2 separate regions of the Mus musculus genome follow, and region 2 is linked to region 1. A link is a loop called in an ENCODE intact Hi-C map of the cell type or tissue named here. Cell type or tissue: gastrocnemius. All regions are shown on one strand.

Region 1 (8,000 bases):
AAAACTAGCAGCAAATAACAGCTCACGGGGCACTGAACCCCAGTGCCTGCGAGTCTGCCAGCTCCTGCACTTACTCAGATCCCACAAGCAGGGTACCATGTGCTCCGGGGCCTAGTAAAAACAAGCTGAGCTGTTTAGTGAAATCTCCTGTAAACCAGATCTAGGAAAAGCTGTGCCTTGTTTCATCCATTAAATATTAGTCACGTTGACCTCTTACAGTGAGGGCAGGCTGTTACTTCTAATGGTGACAACAGCAATAAAACAAATTCTCAAATTCTCAATTACACAGTGCCAATCATACCACTGATAGGCTCAAACAGGCCCTGACCTCCTCTCAGCACACATCGGTGCCTCCCTGGACTGGAAGGGTGCTCCAGGGAAGAGGTGGCTAGCCTGACCTCCCTGCTAAGGACTCAGACAGGCAGTGATCTCAGATGTCACCTCTTACACATCTGGCCAGCCCAGCGTAGGCTCCCAAAAGCCATTTCAGTGCTTGCTAAAGCAAGCACAAAGGCACCATGGGTGTACAGAGTGCGGAACGTGTCATGGTCGGCTTTGTATTCACGGCCTTGGAAGGAGCCATGGCATGGACAAGCCTTCCTCACAATGTGGAGTGCCCATCCTGACAGGAAGCCAGGGTCCCACTTCTGTGTACTCTACCTATCCCCCTTTACGTGTGCCCTACACAGAACACCCTCTTCCCCTCCTGATCAATGTCAGAGGTGGACAGGGGTCGGGCGGGGGCTGCTTCTACACAGGTCGCTCGAGGTTCTCTTGAAGTTCTTCTGTGAGGTCCAGAAATGCCCCCTCCCTCACAAGCTGGCATGGACAGGCCCCCAGCAGCAGAACTGCAGAGCATTCTGCAACTTGGGCAAGAGAACAAGTATACCATATCCAGGGGTACAAATCCGAACCTGCCACCTGCCAGGTCCTGGGCTAGTTCCCTTCACTTGTCTCTGGAGCTCTAAAGGCTGCATAATGGAGCCTGCACACAGACATGTACCTACTACAGCAGTGGACGAATTCTAGGAGGGCAGGACAAAGACTCTCCAAACTGAATTCAAAGTAGCTATGACTAGTGCTCTTGGTGATGGCTGCTTCTACTTGTGATTATAATTAGCAACAAAAAGACTGACAAGAGCCTCAATACTACTGAAAGGTACTTCACACATCTCTAGAAACTAAAGAAGGCAGCAACACCCCTCTGTGCAGAGGACAGAACATATAGGTGCTTTCAGATGGGCTGTAAACAGGACCAAGCCCAGCAGCCCTAAGGACCACCACACACTGACAGTATGAAGACTGTGAGAGTGGCCTGTGAGCCACTGCGGATTCCTCACTGTAGCCCTCAGCCTCTTCTCTGCACACAGCAGAAGGCCTGCTGCTGTCCTCTGTGGTCCCAGGACACAGGAGACTCAGGGGAGCTGCATGAGTGGCACCCCTGCATCCCAGAGCTTGCGGAACCGCACACTCCCAGTCTGAAATACTCACAGCTTGCTGAGGTTGTCAAGCCCCGTAAAGGCACCACTGGTATCCTCGATTGTACCCGAGATCTCGTTATGGTCCAGGTCCCTAAGAAGGAAACAGAAGGCAAGTTCACCCACTATCTTAAGCTCTGCCTTTGTTCTCCACCATGAAGGGAGACCAGCCCCACACCCAGGCTTTCACTAGGAGCCGCAAAGCATCCAGGTGCACCCCAGGGGGCCCAGCAGCATGCATTGCCAGGAGAAGTATGGCCCTGAGAACGTCCTGTTGTTCTTTTTTGTGTACTATCAGCATGACCTTGCTTCTGCTGCTTCCAACAAAGCCAGCCCGCCCACCAACCAATCTGGCTGGCCTCAGGGAGGGAAATAGTAGAGACAGCACAAGAAGAAGCCAGGCTTGCACACACCTCTCTGAAGCAGACCTCTAACCCAAAAGATTCCTAACCATTTCTGTCTACTCTTAGCCACAGTCCTCTCTCGGGTTCAACCAGGACACTGGAAGGCACGTGGAAGGAAGAGGTGGCGGCGAAGGAGCTGGGCCCTGATGTTCCTCCAGGCCGGCCTGGAAGCCTAGGGCCTGCACCCTGCTCCTCGTGAGGCTTATGTAGCACTGGATACTGAGCCAGAGCACACATCTGGGTGCTGAGTCAATCTTGTGACCCACTTGCCAGGACAGGAAAAAGGAGGCCAACTACTCGGCCCCAGGCTGTCTGGATATGGTCAGTGCTTCAGCTTCCTCCCTGAGCTTCCAAGGGCAGGTCACGCTGCCCAGCCACACGCACCTGGCAGCCAGACCCCTACTCTCACATTCACTCTTTCCAATTTTTCACAGAGCCCTGGTCCCTGCACATCCCCTGCACGAGTCCCTGCAGATATGGCCAAGGACAGAAAGGGATGCAGCTCTTGGCTCTGGGAAGACGCTGGAAAGTCATTGCCAGCTGGGAGTGGAGCTGGGACGAAAGTACACAATGCTTGCTCTGACCTTCACTTTCCAGCATGAAGCTAAAAGAGAATGTGCTGCTGGAAGGGACCTCTGCTCTCAACGAGTCCCACCCTGTCATCTTTAGACTGAGTACAGCAGAGACTGCGGTTCTGTGTGCCTGTCTTCCTGCTCTGGGCCTTGCCTGCCAAATTAGTCCTCTCTTTCTGGCCTGCTCAGCTTGAATGTTTCTGGCCTTTCTGTCCGGGCCTCGGAAGGGCTCACAGACTGACCTGGGCTCGGATAGCTTGCTTGGCACTAGCTCCCCATCCCTGACTCAAACCTGAAGCCCACTCTGCCTGGTGCAAGTGCAGAGGCCTCCCTCCAGGCACAACGACAGGCTTGCTCCCCCAGCAGACCAGGCTGCAGAAGAAAGCTGTGGAACTGCTACCACTATCTGTGGAAGACTGTGTGCCCTTCTGGGGGGTTTTAGACTGAAGGCTGCTAGGAGACAGCCTAGCGTTTACAAGTGAAAAAAGTTCTATGAAAAGTCCCAGAAAAGCACCCTCAGCAGCTTCTAGCAGCCTCACCCATCTGACCCTTCAAAGGACATGGTATTCTCACTTTCTCTTTCTTACACCACTCCTGAATGAGGACAAGGACACAGGACCCTCACTTCTATCTTGGATACCAGGTCCACTAAAGAGCTTCAAAGAAAGAGCAGAAAAGTAGCCATGGTACTGAGTTACAGAAAACAATACATAGGATTTAAGAACGGAAGACAGGACTGGGGGTGTGGCTCAGTAGAAGAGAATTTGCCTATTACACATAAAGCTTTGGGTTTGATCCATAGAAACCTTAGGAAAAAATTCTCAAAACGTACATCCAGGCCTGGAGGCTCACATACCTGTAATCCTAGCCCTTGATGCAAGAGGATGGCCACAAGTTCAAGGCCAGCCTCAATATATGAGCTTGAGGCTAACCTGAGCCAGAGAACCCAGTCTTTAAAAGCAAATGAACAAAACCACTACCATACCCTCTCTAAAAGAGAAATAAATGAGAGGTCACAACCAAAAGAATGGAGCAGAGACATGCAGGACTGTGTGAATGTTGCTGCAGATACCCTATGTAGAAATGCTTTTCCAGACCCACCCATCCCATCCGGCCAAGTGTACTGAGAACTATTGATAACAGTGATTTTTCAAGAGTCCTCATCCTGCAATAGGCACCACTGTGGGAAAGGAAGGATTTTTCTGCTCAGTAAAGGAAGGATTTAACTGTTCAGCAGTTATTTTTGGTTCTAGTCCTTGTTCCTGTTGCAGACCAGCTTACAGCCCAATTCTGACTACAAGCCAGCAAGAGGGAATCTCAACAAAGCAAGTGCTTTGCTGTGTGCTCTCCCATCTGGGGACCCCCTTCATGCTGTCACCCTCAAAAGCACAATTCTTACAAGACCCGCAGACTCTTGAGTCCCTTGAAGGCGCCTTCAGCAATGTGACTGATGGCGTTGTGACTGAGGCGCAGGATACTGAGGCTGCTCAACTCCGCTAGACTCTCCTCATCCAGCCGCGTGAGGTTGTTGAAGGACAGAATCCTAAGGAAGAAAGAAGAAGACAAATGTCACCACTGAGCAGCTATGTGGGTGCCCTATTCTCTCTTGTCTTCAGTTGTGTCTCATGCCACAACTGGCCTGACCTCCCTGGAGACAGGAGACTGAAGCATGTCCACAGGACTCCTGCTGTCAGAAGACCATCAGGTCAACAATCACCTAGTTTGATAACTATCATGCAAGCCATGAAACCAGTACCACAGAGCTGAGAACTACCGCTTACATACACTGTAAAAACCTGTCATACAACCCAAATCCCAAGGCGCCAAACCCCTCCACTGCATGTCTTGGTGTAGGAAATGAAGGACCTATCTTGATGGAGACTGACACAACAGAACCTGGAATTCTGTACTGAGCAACTGAGCCACAGCTACACTTGCTGTATCAGCCAGCAGAGGGCACCATGAGCCACTGCCTGGGACAGCCACACCAGGGGAAGACCCTGACACTAAAGGCTCAGGCTGTGACTTGTACACCGCTCAACAGGGATTGGGCGCCAAAGCATACCTTTTGCTAGAACCAAACCCCCTTCCTAGCACTACTGCAGGTGTGCACTACACTGGGTAGGTTTATGTAACATTAGTTATCTATGGTTGGAAATGTTAAGTCTGGACTGGTACAAAAGGAACAAAAATGAATTGGTGGAAGATTAATGCAGTTTTAAAGGTGACAGTGACCATATTCTGTCCCTATTAAGAGAAATATGTCACAGTGTCTATCAGTTGCAAAGACCTAGCAGGAGACCATCGTTACATCCTCATGTGCAATTAAAGAATTTAACTAAAAGGCAGGGTAAGAACACACTGCAGAGCAACCCTATATCTGGCTCTGACATTTTCTAAAATGGAGCAGATCGCTAGGACTAGTCTAATACACTCAAGTGAACCTTCTCTTCCTCTAAATGGCACAGGAGATAGCGTAATGTTGTCCGCCATGCAGAAAGGGAAGGAAGGAACTCAGGGGTCTGCCTGCGAGTTTTCCCTTTCCATGTAGCCCTAACTCAAGGGGCCCACACCGTTCTGGTGTGTTCCATAAGACTGTCCTTACTTGGGAACTAGACTGAACACCTTCAAGGCCTCTCTTTTCCCTACAAGTCCGAGCTCCCAACAAAAGCCTCGGTCAAAGCCATGGGCAGTGGTCAGCAGGAGCACCTCTAGGTGGCAGGAAGCTAAACTCAAAGAATGCACACTAACACAGAATGGAAGAGAAATGAATACAAAGCAAGGGGCAGGACTGTGGCCTTTCACAAAGCACAGGGACTGGCTAAAGTATGAACCCTGGGTAATGACAGACACACTGAGAGCGAGATCAGAATAGAGAAGACCAGAGGACAACAGGCTGCAGGAGTCATCATTGGGTTCCAGGGTCTCTAACTATTCCTGCTGAGATAAACAAATACAAGAGAGGCTGAGTAAGGTGCAACATTTCTACCAATCATATGCTTTGGTGGGTCAATCTTTTCCTATACCCAAGCCTAGCCAAAGAAGATAAAAAGAGAAACCCTGAATTTCTCAAAAGTAAACCTACTGGACTATACAGTGTCTATTAAACTAAAAGAACTCCCAGATGAGGGACAGGGACAAAGGGGCAAAAGATGCTTGATGAGTCCATGGCTCTGGCAGTGTTAGTGTGTTTGCTGTGAGGGCATGGCCAGGCCACCCAGGCCACGCCCTCCCCATCATGGAAGTCTGTCACTACCATTCTCAGAAGCAAGGGCACAACCTAGGAACCCTGTCTAAAGGACCCTGCATCTCCACTTCTGCAGTGGGATGCAAACAGGCAGCAAGGATCCCAGTGTCCTGAGGAACTGTCTCTTGCTGGAGTTCCCAAGGCCAGACCCATCTTTCCACCATCAGCATAGCTTCAAAGTCCTACTCAGATGTGACCTTTTCAGTCAAGAGATGCGTGTGGACTACTGCCACCCATGAGTGTTGTGTTGACGACATCAGGCTTCTGTTTCCTGCACACCCTGTCCTCTATTTCCAGCTCCAAGTCTAAGACCTGGCGGGCAGCGAGTCCACGTGGGTCTTCCTTCCTGCACACACTGCCAGCCTTCCCACCTTTGGGCTGCCTCCTTATTTGGACCCCATGGGGTGAGCTGGGCTCTAGAGGCTTCACTTCCCAAGGTACTTCACTGCCCACTGCCCCAGACTTACAACTCATGCAGCTTTTGGCAGAAGCTCCAGCCATCACGCTGAATTCGAGAGATGGAGTTGTTGCTGAGGTGCAGCTGGTGCAGGGCTGTGAGGCCATAGAGGGAGCCACTGTTCACTTCCACCAGACTGTTGTACTCCAGGTGCCTACAGAGACACACATGCAGGGGATGAGACTGCCAGTCTCCCATTACACAGACAGCAACCAGGAGGCCATCTGTGCCACATTCAGTATTAGAGAGGAAATTTAAGCAAGCAGATCTTGCTTTGGTCCATCTGACTTTCTCCTACCGCTCAAAGCATGAGAACTTAGTGGATTTTTAAAGTCCTGAGAAACATACTAACCCCTCATTTGTACTGATGTACGCAACATTAAAAACCAAGTGGCAGATAACAAATTTTGTTCTGAGAACTCTGATCTGGACCTCAGATTCCTAAATGAACACAGGAAACCGATATTCAGCTAATCAGAAGTGGGAAGTGTGAACAGCAAGAAGCCAAGCAGCAGGCTCCTCCTGTGCATGCCATACAAAGTGGGCATACGTGGGGAGGGAGAGTCACTGGGAGATGCTTCTGCTGATGAGGCTGGGGAACACACTGGTGGCTGTGAACCTAGGCTTCCGACTTTGATTTCAGCTACAAAAATAACAGCATATGTACAGGTTGTAATGTAATTTGCATAGGAAACCAGGCGTAAAAGAGGTGAGCAGCTGAGCCGCTGATGGACACAGGCAAAGGCAGAGGTACAGTTGTGTCCACCTGAAAGGAGACACTGGCAAACATGAAAACCAGAACACCAAAACACCAAAGATATGGATGGTTGAAATGACTGCCTCTTGGAAAACAAGCTGGGGGCAACGGGGGTGGGGGGGGTCACAACACCACCTTCTCTTTACTTCCTGACTATGCAGATTCGTTACTTTTGATTTAAACAATTGTAGAGGTTTAAAATCAGAAGATCAGTAATTGCCCCTCTGCTGTTCTTTTTCATTATTCTGGCAGCAGGCAGCTCTGCTGCTGCACACATCTGGCTGGAAACTCCCTTGATAAAAGCTGCACATCTGCACTCCGTGTCTTGATTAGCTCACAAGGCGGGAATAAATCTCCCAAGATGAACTATACATTTTGGCCCACCTGCACATCAAGAAAGCCTATCGGGCCCAGCGTGAGGAAAGAAGGGACTTCCGATAAGGTGTGGGAGTGGAGAGGATGTGGGGAGGGAATCACTCTGCAGTCTTGGGTTTGTGGAGGAAGTGGGGGTGGAGAGCAGGCCCAGCAGACTAGTGCAATCCATCTCTTCCCACTTCCTTAGCTGACCATGTGTCCATTAAAACCTCCTTCTACCTTGCAAGGAAAACAACCTTGGTTTTGGTTCATTTTGCAGAAAAAGGCAGCATCCAGGTGGCCACCATCCCCGTGCCCAGGAGGGAGGCCGCACTCACAGCACGTGCATCTTAGACAGCCCCCAGAAGGCCCCGTCCGTCAGCCTGCTGATGTTGTTCCTCTGAAGCCTCAGCACCTCTAAGCTGTCGAGCCCCTGGAACGTGAGGCCTTCAATCAGCCGAATCCGATTCCGATTCAGGTCTCTATGGAGAGAGAGGAAGCCATCGGGTCAGAGCATCCCTTGTGCACATCTAGGCTGCACCGTTCCGAGTCGGTGGTGAAACCATGGAGGAGGGGACACCTCAGCTGGCACACTGGCACTGTCAACAGCAAGGGTGACAGCCTAGGAGAGGGACAGTGAATGCTGCATGGCTAGCTCTGTACTGCCCCAGTACTGTGGGGACATAAGCACCCCACAGTTCTTCCCTCAGGACAGCCACCATTCAGGAGTC
Region 2 (8,000 bases), 150 kb after region 1:
GAGGAAATGAATGAGCACCAGTTGCTGTGGAGTCCTCCAGAGTTCCCAGTTGATCTACTTTTTTCAGGCAGCAGAGTGTATCTGGGGTTAGAGGACAAAGTACATGCACGTGTGCATTCGTGTGTGCTTGGGTGTGTACATATGTGTGTATGTATGAGTGTGTTTATGTGTGTGTGCTTGTATGTGAGCGTATGGAGTCAGGGTCTTTGTCTAAACTCAGATTTTGCACATTCTGGCTAGTCTATTTAGAGTCAGCTTGCCCTGAAGATCTCCCCTGTCTCCTGTATGCTGGGATTACTAGTGGCTGCCACACCTTTCCAGTTTTTAATCTGGTTTCTAGAGATCCAAACCTTTCTTGCAGGACACATACTTTATCCACTGAGCCATCCTCGCTGTTCAGCTGAACATTTCCTTTAAACCATGACCCGGTGCTTTTAGATGCACCTTCTTGGGGCAGTGTGACCTGTTTTTAACGACATCCAACAGTATTCTTTAAGCGCTCCTGGGGAGAGAGGTGTCAGACTCTCCTCGGGGAAGAGGTAAAGGTGGAAGGAAGCAGATGAGCCAGGGCAAGGGGCTTCAAAAGCAGCTGTCCTTTGTCCAGTCCTCCATCACTCTGTCAGTGAGGATCATTAGCGAGCTTGGAGCTGGTCCTGGGACCCAGGCGATTGTCTGAGAACTCTTGTGGCCAGAAAGGTTCTAATAAATCTAACCTGGATTCTGCTTCCTGTCACTCAGTAGTCTTGGGTAACATTTGATATTTCCTCTTCCTCAAAGTACGAATTTATAAAGTACTAAATATGGATTTTGCAATGATGGGGTGGGGTGTATGTTGGGGGTGGGGGTGTAGACTGGAGAATGGTAGGCAATGGGAGTAGCCTAACAAATTAGCCGAAGAGTTAAGCCGAGGTTTTGGCCTTCCTTTCCTCTCCGGCCCTCCTTATCTGGGTAATTGCATCAATTCTACACTTGGGTTTGCATGTATGGCCGGCCTCTAAGCTGTGCAGAAAGGGATATCCTTTAATGATTTCTTTTGAATGGCTTTCCATCTGGGGAGGAAGAGGGCCCCTCTTGTTCAGAAACAAAGGAGCCATCCACCCTCCCAGATCTTTCTTCTCTATTAAGTATCTCTTGAATTTCAAAAGCCGGCTTGGAGTTTCTGGGTCCTGGTCCCAACAGCAGCAGTTTATTTTCTTTGTCCCTTTAAGTTTAGAAAACACTACAGGCCACGGAACCACTGTTCTTATTTTTCTTGGGTTCAAAAACAAATCCCGCTTCCAACCTGCTTAAAGCTCGCCATTTTTACAGCTAAGCAGTCCTAGGGCTGGCGTCCCTTCTTTAAAAGGGTCTTTGGCTTTGAGCTGCAGCAGCTGGATTTTGCTAGTCACTCCTCCTGTTCGAAATTCAGTTTTCAAGTCTGTCACTTGGTTTCCCCGCTGTCCCTCTTCCTGGGGGCTGCCCAGTTGTTTCTGAGGGGCCTTGAAGTGGTTTCCTAGCTATTTCAGAGCCCTGAACGACAATGTGTGCTCAGAGTTGGGCTGAAGAATGGAATCCCCTGTTTATATCCACAAACCCTCTCTCGCTCTCCTTCTTTTAAACATATGCGGAGTCACCGAAGAAACTGGAAGGAGATTAAAAGAAATGCTGGCTTTTAAAGCGAGTCTGAAAAACGTAAAGCTGGGAGCTGGCTTCCCGCTCTCCTCTCCTTCCCTCGCGCTGTGTTATGGGATTCATTTGCTGTGAGCCATCGCCGATTCATCATGCTCGTCCATCAGAGCCTTCAAAGCGAACCCCACAGCTGCTTTTGCCATTTATCAGTGGGAAATAAAAGAGAGACCGGGGAAAGTAAGGAGAACATATCACCACCTTCCAGAGCCTGGGATAATGGGTGTGAAAAAGGGGGTGGGGGTAGGGGTGGGGGCGGAGAGCTTATCTAATGAAACCCAGAGACTTCTCAGGATCGGGAGTTCCCGAACAAAGGCGGGGGACCTAGCAAAGCCAGCAGCCTGTCTGCAGCAGGGTCCTGGGGACAAAGCCTGCCAGAAACAAAAGGTTTAGTGGGAAACCAGAGGAATGCGCACAAAATGATCCCTACCTCCAGAGAGGTCTAAACCTCCAGATATTTGTAGGAATTTGTTCTCTGTGACCGACCACACAGCTGAAAGCTGAGAAAAACCCGGTGTTGGAGCTTGGAGCGCCAAGTGAATGTGTGACCTTCCCGCCCTTCCCTGCAGACTGGGAAATGACTGATCTGGTCATTCCCAGTTCTCATTTCCGTAGGGTGCCTGGACAAGACACCTGCCACTTTAAGTAAAGCCGCGGTGTCACAGTCCCAGTATTCCTCTGAGTTCTGAGAATCCAAGAGCAGGGGCCATCATTACTCGGGTGATAGCTGCAAGTTATCGTTCAGCCTAAAGCCACAATCCACAGCAGTCTGTGTGGAAGGAATAAACAGCCTAGACATTCATCATGGCTGATGGAACCCAAAGTCATTCAGCTGGAGGGAGGCTTCCGCAGACTGGAAGTGTTGGGGAACATGAATTCTTGAAATTCAAAGGAGCAATAATGTATACATGCAAGTATGTGAATGCATCTAAAAAACCAGAGTGAACCTATGGGTTTTCACTAACAGGAAATCTGAGACGGGAAAGGCTGTTTTACGGCAGGAAAGGGAGAGTTACTGCCCCCGAGAGCAAACTGCTAGGGACTGCTCCTTCAAGGCATAGGCAGTTTCAGTGGGTGATGCTAGTAGTCCAGATATAGACAGGTGTGGGCTTGCACAAAATATATCTTCTGTTAAAACTCAGTGGATTTCTGTTTTACTTATTCACATTCTTGAGACGTGGTCTTGTGTAGCCCAGGCTATCCTCAAATCCAGGGCTTTCTCTGCAGTAGACAGGCACTTTACCAAATAAGCCGCACGTAAGCTCTAGAGCTCAATGAGTTTTGGATTTAAGGTTGGTACATTTAGGTCTGGAGCACTGGCTGCTCTTCCAGAGGTCCTGAGTTCAATTCCCAGCAGCCACATGGTGGCTTTAACCACCTGTAATGAGATCTGGAGCCCTCTTCTGGTCTGCAGGTGTACATGCAGGCAGAACACTGTATGCATAATAAATAAATAAATAAATAAATAAATCTTAAAAAAAAAGATTAATGCATTTGTCAACACTCAGAAAAAAATTTTACTCTCTACACTTTATTCTAACCTGATTTCACAGGAAAAATGGGGACAGGGGAGACAAACAAATGTGGAACTCTAACCGACAGTGTGCATGCTACAACAGTGTGTATGCTGAAAGCAATGATGCTTTCAATTTACTTTGATGTTTGTGTGTTTTGAGACAGAATCTCTCTACACAGTCCAGACTGTGCTGAACTTTCACTGTGTAGACAAGACTGGCCTTGAACTCATAGAGATCTTCCAGCTTCTGTCTCCCAGGTGCTGGGATTAAGGGTGGGCACCGCAATGCCCAGCATTCAATGCATTTTAAAGCACACAAAAATCAGATGAGTTGGCATATGATAGATAGATGGCAAATCTAGGTAGCGTTTGGTAAACCAGCCATAGGACAGGGTGAAGAGTTACATGGATTCGTGACTGGTTTATGTTGACCCTTTCTAGAAAGTGTTGAAAAGATGAGGACACATACGTCCTTGTGTGGACTTAGTTCAAGTATTATAGTTAAGTGAGGGAAAAAGCATATGCAATGTGCTACCAACCATGTGTGTGTGTGTAAATAAATGTTTGTATTATAATTCTATATATTTATTTATATTTATGTATTTATTACATATTTATATGTTGATTATATATTTTATATATTATATATTATTTTATATATATTCAAGAAAAGAATAACTAATAGATGAAGGCTCTCAGAACTAATGCAGGGTGAGCTAGGTTGTAGAGAACACTGTAGTTAAGAACAATGTATTGTGTGTGTGTGTGTGCATGTGTGTTCGTATGTTTGTGTTGAGGCCAAAGGGAAGCCTCAGGTCTCAATCTTTGGAAGTTACTCTTTGACACAGGGTCTGCCACTGGCCTGGAACTGGCTAAACAGCCTAGGCTGGACAGCCAGCAAGTCTCAGGCTTCCTCCTCCCAGCTTCTCCTAGCCTACTTTTTCTTTGAATTAGGATTTATTTTTAGTTTATGTACATTGGTATTTTGCCTGCATGTGTGTGTGTCTGTCTATGTGAGGGTGTCATATCCCCTGGAATAGAATTGTGAGCTGCCACATGGGTGTTGAGATTGAACCCAGGTCCTCTGGAAGAGCAGAGAGTGCTCTTAACTGCTGAGCCATCTCTCCAGCTTCCTCCTGGCCTATTTTTTTTTTAAAAATGGGTTCTGGGGATCACACTTTGGTCCTGTTTTTTCCTTGACTGGTCTGTTTCCCCAGCTTTATCCCATGGTATTCTGGTTATAAAAAAAGATCATGCTGTTTCCAAAGGACTTTTACCTTTTAGCCTTTGCACTAATACACATACGCGGTGCAGCTAATCTAACTCTATCTTGGCTTGCTCACTTTTCACTGGTTACTTTGACATTTTAAGATTTTTTTTTTTTTTTTAAACAGACATCAGATGTGAAACAATGAACATCAGGGTGGAATTTCTTTGTCTGCGTTTTGATTGAGGCTTAATTTCTCTCCTTTCAGAAACATGAGGCTGTTAGAAGGGTGGGTCTCTGTGGGTGATTCAGATCAAAACCCTTTTGGTCTGGGAAGCCTGAGCACCAAGATATTTTCACGCTGGGATTACTTGTCCAGATGGCCCGAGCACAATTTTCTTGGCATGCTTGTAAGAACACAGGAATTTTCAGGGGGAAACCAGAGAGCGTAGTAGGGAGGAGAATGGGTGGGGGAGGCCAAGCTGGGGCTGAGAAGTCAGAAGTTGTGCATGTCAACAAGTGTCATTGGCCAGGAGCTAGGGTCAGTCCACTGCATTTGGAGGTAGGTTTCTCCAGCATCTCCTCTGCAGAGTGGGAGCTACCCGTCTATTCAAACAGAGGAGGGACCAAGGAACCAGAGGTAGTGACCGGAGCGTAAATGCAGCCCACCAGCGAGCAAGTGCTGCTAACCAGCGGTCATGTCGTGAAATCCGTAACCTGTTGGTGGTTTTTAAGACTGGGTGTTGACCTGAGAAAGAGTCAGGAAGGGGGAGTCAGACGGCCATGTGTCTGCTGACCCTATGGAAGCAAAATCCCAGGTTTCTACAACTGCCCTGGAAGTCACATGCTGAGGAACTGTGGTACGTGTGGGAGCTGCAGTCCTTAAGTTCTTGCCGCCGCCAGGGTCCTTAGGAGAGGAACCAAGCCTGGTTTGAGACCCAACTCCAGACTGGCATCTTGATTTCAACCCAGAGAGGCATCTGTAGATTCATGATGCCACATCGGTGTCCACTCATGATGCATTATGGAATATGTACGGCAGTGTGTAGACTAGAGAATACACTGGACATAATACACTGACCGTGTCTGCGTTGAAGGCTGAAGGGGCAATGCGGAGTGGCATGAAAGCGAGTGAGCGCTTCCTAATGAGCTCTGTCACTTCCCAGCTGGAGGATGTTAAGTAGGTCCCCAAGCGTCCTTCATTGGTGCTTGCTCTCATGTATAAAGTGGGATGGCAACAAATAGATGAACAGACTTCGATGAGGAGTAAATGAGCTGCACCCACTGGTGTCTAACCACAGTGTACAGCAACTGAGTTATTGTTGGCTATGACTTAGATGACACCTGGTGTGTGATGTGCCCTGGGCAAGGGGTTTTAGCATACTACGCTTCATAGAACCTCTGTGCCAGGAGAAGCATTGCACCCGTTTGACAGATCAGGAAACAGATTCAGAGGGATTCATTAACTCTCTTAAGAATTCTGGAGCTCTTTTGCCTTATCCCTATTTCCAAAATGCTTAATCTCTTAAATATTATTAGTTCCCTATTCGAGATGAAAAGGTGACGGGCCTAGTTCCTGCCTTGAGCATACAGACAGTAGGAGACTGGGATTCAAAGACTCTAGATCTTTGAAGCTGTCCAAATGATCTCTTGTCTTCCAGCCCTGGTCTCTCTTCCATGGGCTCTCCAGTTTTCCTAGCATGTTTGGGGACTTCTTGGTCACCCTCAGACTTGCTGATCCCACAAAGCAGTGCCACATCCGGCTTGCTCCATTCTCCCAAACGCTGTGCTCGTGTCCAACTGTGGTATGCCCCCTGCGAGCCCTCAGGAACATTTGTTACTGGAGATCCTGCCTTTTACAGACTCAACCAGAAGGGCATGTGCTGAGGTCCAGAGAGCAGAGGACGGGGTATTGCCACTCTACTCTAGGGAGCCTCAGAGTCAGCGGAGGACACCCCAAGACCAAGTTTTCAGCACAAAGGAGATTTATTTGCCCTGGAGGGACAGAGGGCAGGGGATAAGAGAGCAAGACAGGAGACAGAGAAGAAGGGAGAAGGGGTAGGAGGACAAGGGAGACGGTGGAGGGATATTTGTCCCTGGGGACAAAGGACTGCCTCTGGATAGAGAGGAGACAGAGGTGGCTCATAGGAAATCGGCAGTTATTTATAAAGGAAACCTCTATGGTAGGATGAGATGTTTAATTTTAATTGGGCATGTTAATTAAAGTGGTCCAAAGGGGACTTTCGATTGCTGGACTTCAATACTTTAATAGCTGGACCTTGGTAGTCAAGCCCAGGAAGAGGAAGTGGCCAAATAAGGGAATAGACCTTGGGGGCTAGCTTTAGGGATGTAACTTAATGTTTTTTTTTTTGTTTTTTTTTTTAGCAAAGCAGGGGGAATGGGGGAGAAAGGTAAGAACTGCCAGGGCCAAGTTTGCCTTGGTCAGGCTGGCTAGAGTGCCTTCATCTACAGTGCAGTTCTCATGGGTGAAAGAGCATCCTGCCCCAAATACCCACAGCACTTAGAAGTTCTGTGCTTTGCGGCAGGCTGCACAATATCTCTTGCAGCTAACTCTATGTTCTCAGTGACAGACAGGAACTTAAACACACATGTCCTTGGAGGAGGGCCAAATACCTGGGCAAAAAAGAATCTTAGATTAAAAAAAAAAAAAAAAGTAAGGTCTTTATTTTTCTTCTCCTCCCCAGTGGTTATGGCTTCTCTGCATCCCCACCCCCAAACTTTTAACTGTTTTCATTCTGTATTCACTGGAAGAACCTAGAAAATGTCAAGAAATCAAAACGAAAAGACTCATAGCTTTATCACTCAATATAAAAGCTGCTTAGTTTTAGTATACAGTCTCCCCCCCCCCCCCCCCCCCCCCCGTTTAGAGACTAGGTCACGTGTATCCCATGCTACTCTCAAAACAGCTGAGGATGACCTTGAACTGATCTCCTGCCTCTACGCCCTGACCCCTGTGTCTATAGGTGTGTCTCACTACATCTGGCTTATGCAGTGTTGCTGCTGGCTTCCTGCATGCTGGGCGAGCACTCTACAAACGGAGCCACATCCTTAGTCTGGCAGTCTTATATTTTTATATATATATAAAAATGAAATCACAAGGTACATAGAATGGAAGTGTTTGTAAGTTAAGACTAATTCCCGAACATTTATCTATTTATCTACCAAACACCACTGGTTTCCATCTAACTGGCCAGTGTATAGAGGAGGAAACCATCTCATAGTGTCATTAGGTTGGACCACAGGTTGCTGTCCCCAACTGTGGCTCAGCCACTGCTCTGTTGTGGAGCTTTGGAGCCTTCCCCTCTGCCTCCTCCTTCCCTCCCTGTTTCCTTCATCCCTTCTTTTTCTTAATTTCTTTATCTCTCCTCTCTTTTCCCCACTCCCTCTCTCTTCCTCTCCTTTGCTATCAGAAATACCTCTACCCTGAACATCTCTGTGACTTGGCCTTGGCAGGCATCCCTAATGACGTCTCTAAGATGACTCTGGCTCTCCATGCTCTGGAAACCACCTACTTTGACTGAGGTCACATGGCCAGCAGCAAGCCCGCAAACACTGCAAGTGGAAAAACTGCAAGTGTTTGCCTCTCCTAAT

Evidence for each region. A loop is a pair of places that touch in the nucleus more often than their neighbours do. Peaks named below come from ENCODE experiments on the same cell type or tissue, not always from the same donor. Only the 100,000 strongest peaks of a DNase experiment are listed, where the experiment ranks them.
Region 2: it touches region 1 in a loop (2.1-fold over the local background); 7 of 42 quality-filtered maps call a loop at or near these places.

What each region holds. Positions count from the first base shown.
Region 1 is chr6:94,618,762-94,626,761 of GRCm38, forward strand. Lrig1 (leucine-rich repeats and immunoglobulin-like domains 1) reads right to left here. Exons shown (of 19, transcript NM_008377.2): 6 at 7,608-7,751; 7 at 6,169-6,312; 8 at 3,854-3,997; 9 at 1,492-1,572. Among named protein-coding and RNA genes, the nearest start is that of Mir7041, 16 kb to the left of the region's middle. In gastrocnemius, a CTCF peak has its summit at 4,401 (motif pointing right); DNase peaks (open chromatin) are centred at 2,319, 4,410 and 7,824; H3K27ac peaks cover 7,050 bases.
Region 2 is chr6:94,772,036-94,780,035 of GRCm38, forward strand. No RefSeq gene overlaps it. Among named protein-coding and RNA genes, the nearest start is that of Lrig1, 76 kb to the left of the region's middle. In gastrocnemius, a CTCF peak has its summit at 3,078 (motif pointing left); DNase peaks (open chromatin) are centred at 4,876 and 7,938; H3K4me3 peaks cover 1,251 bases; H3K27ac peaks cover 3,021 bases.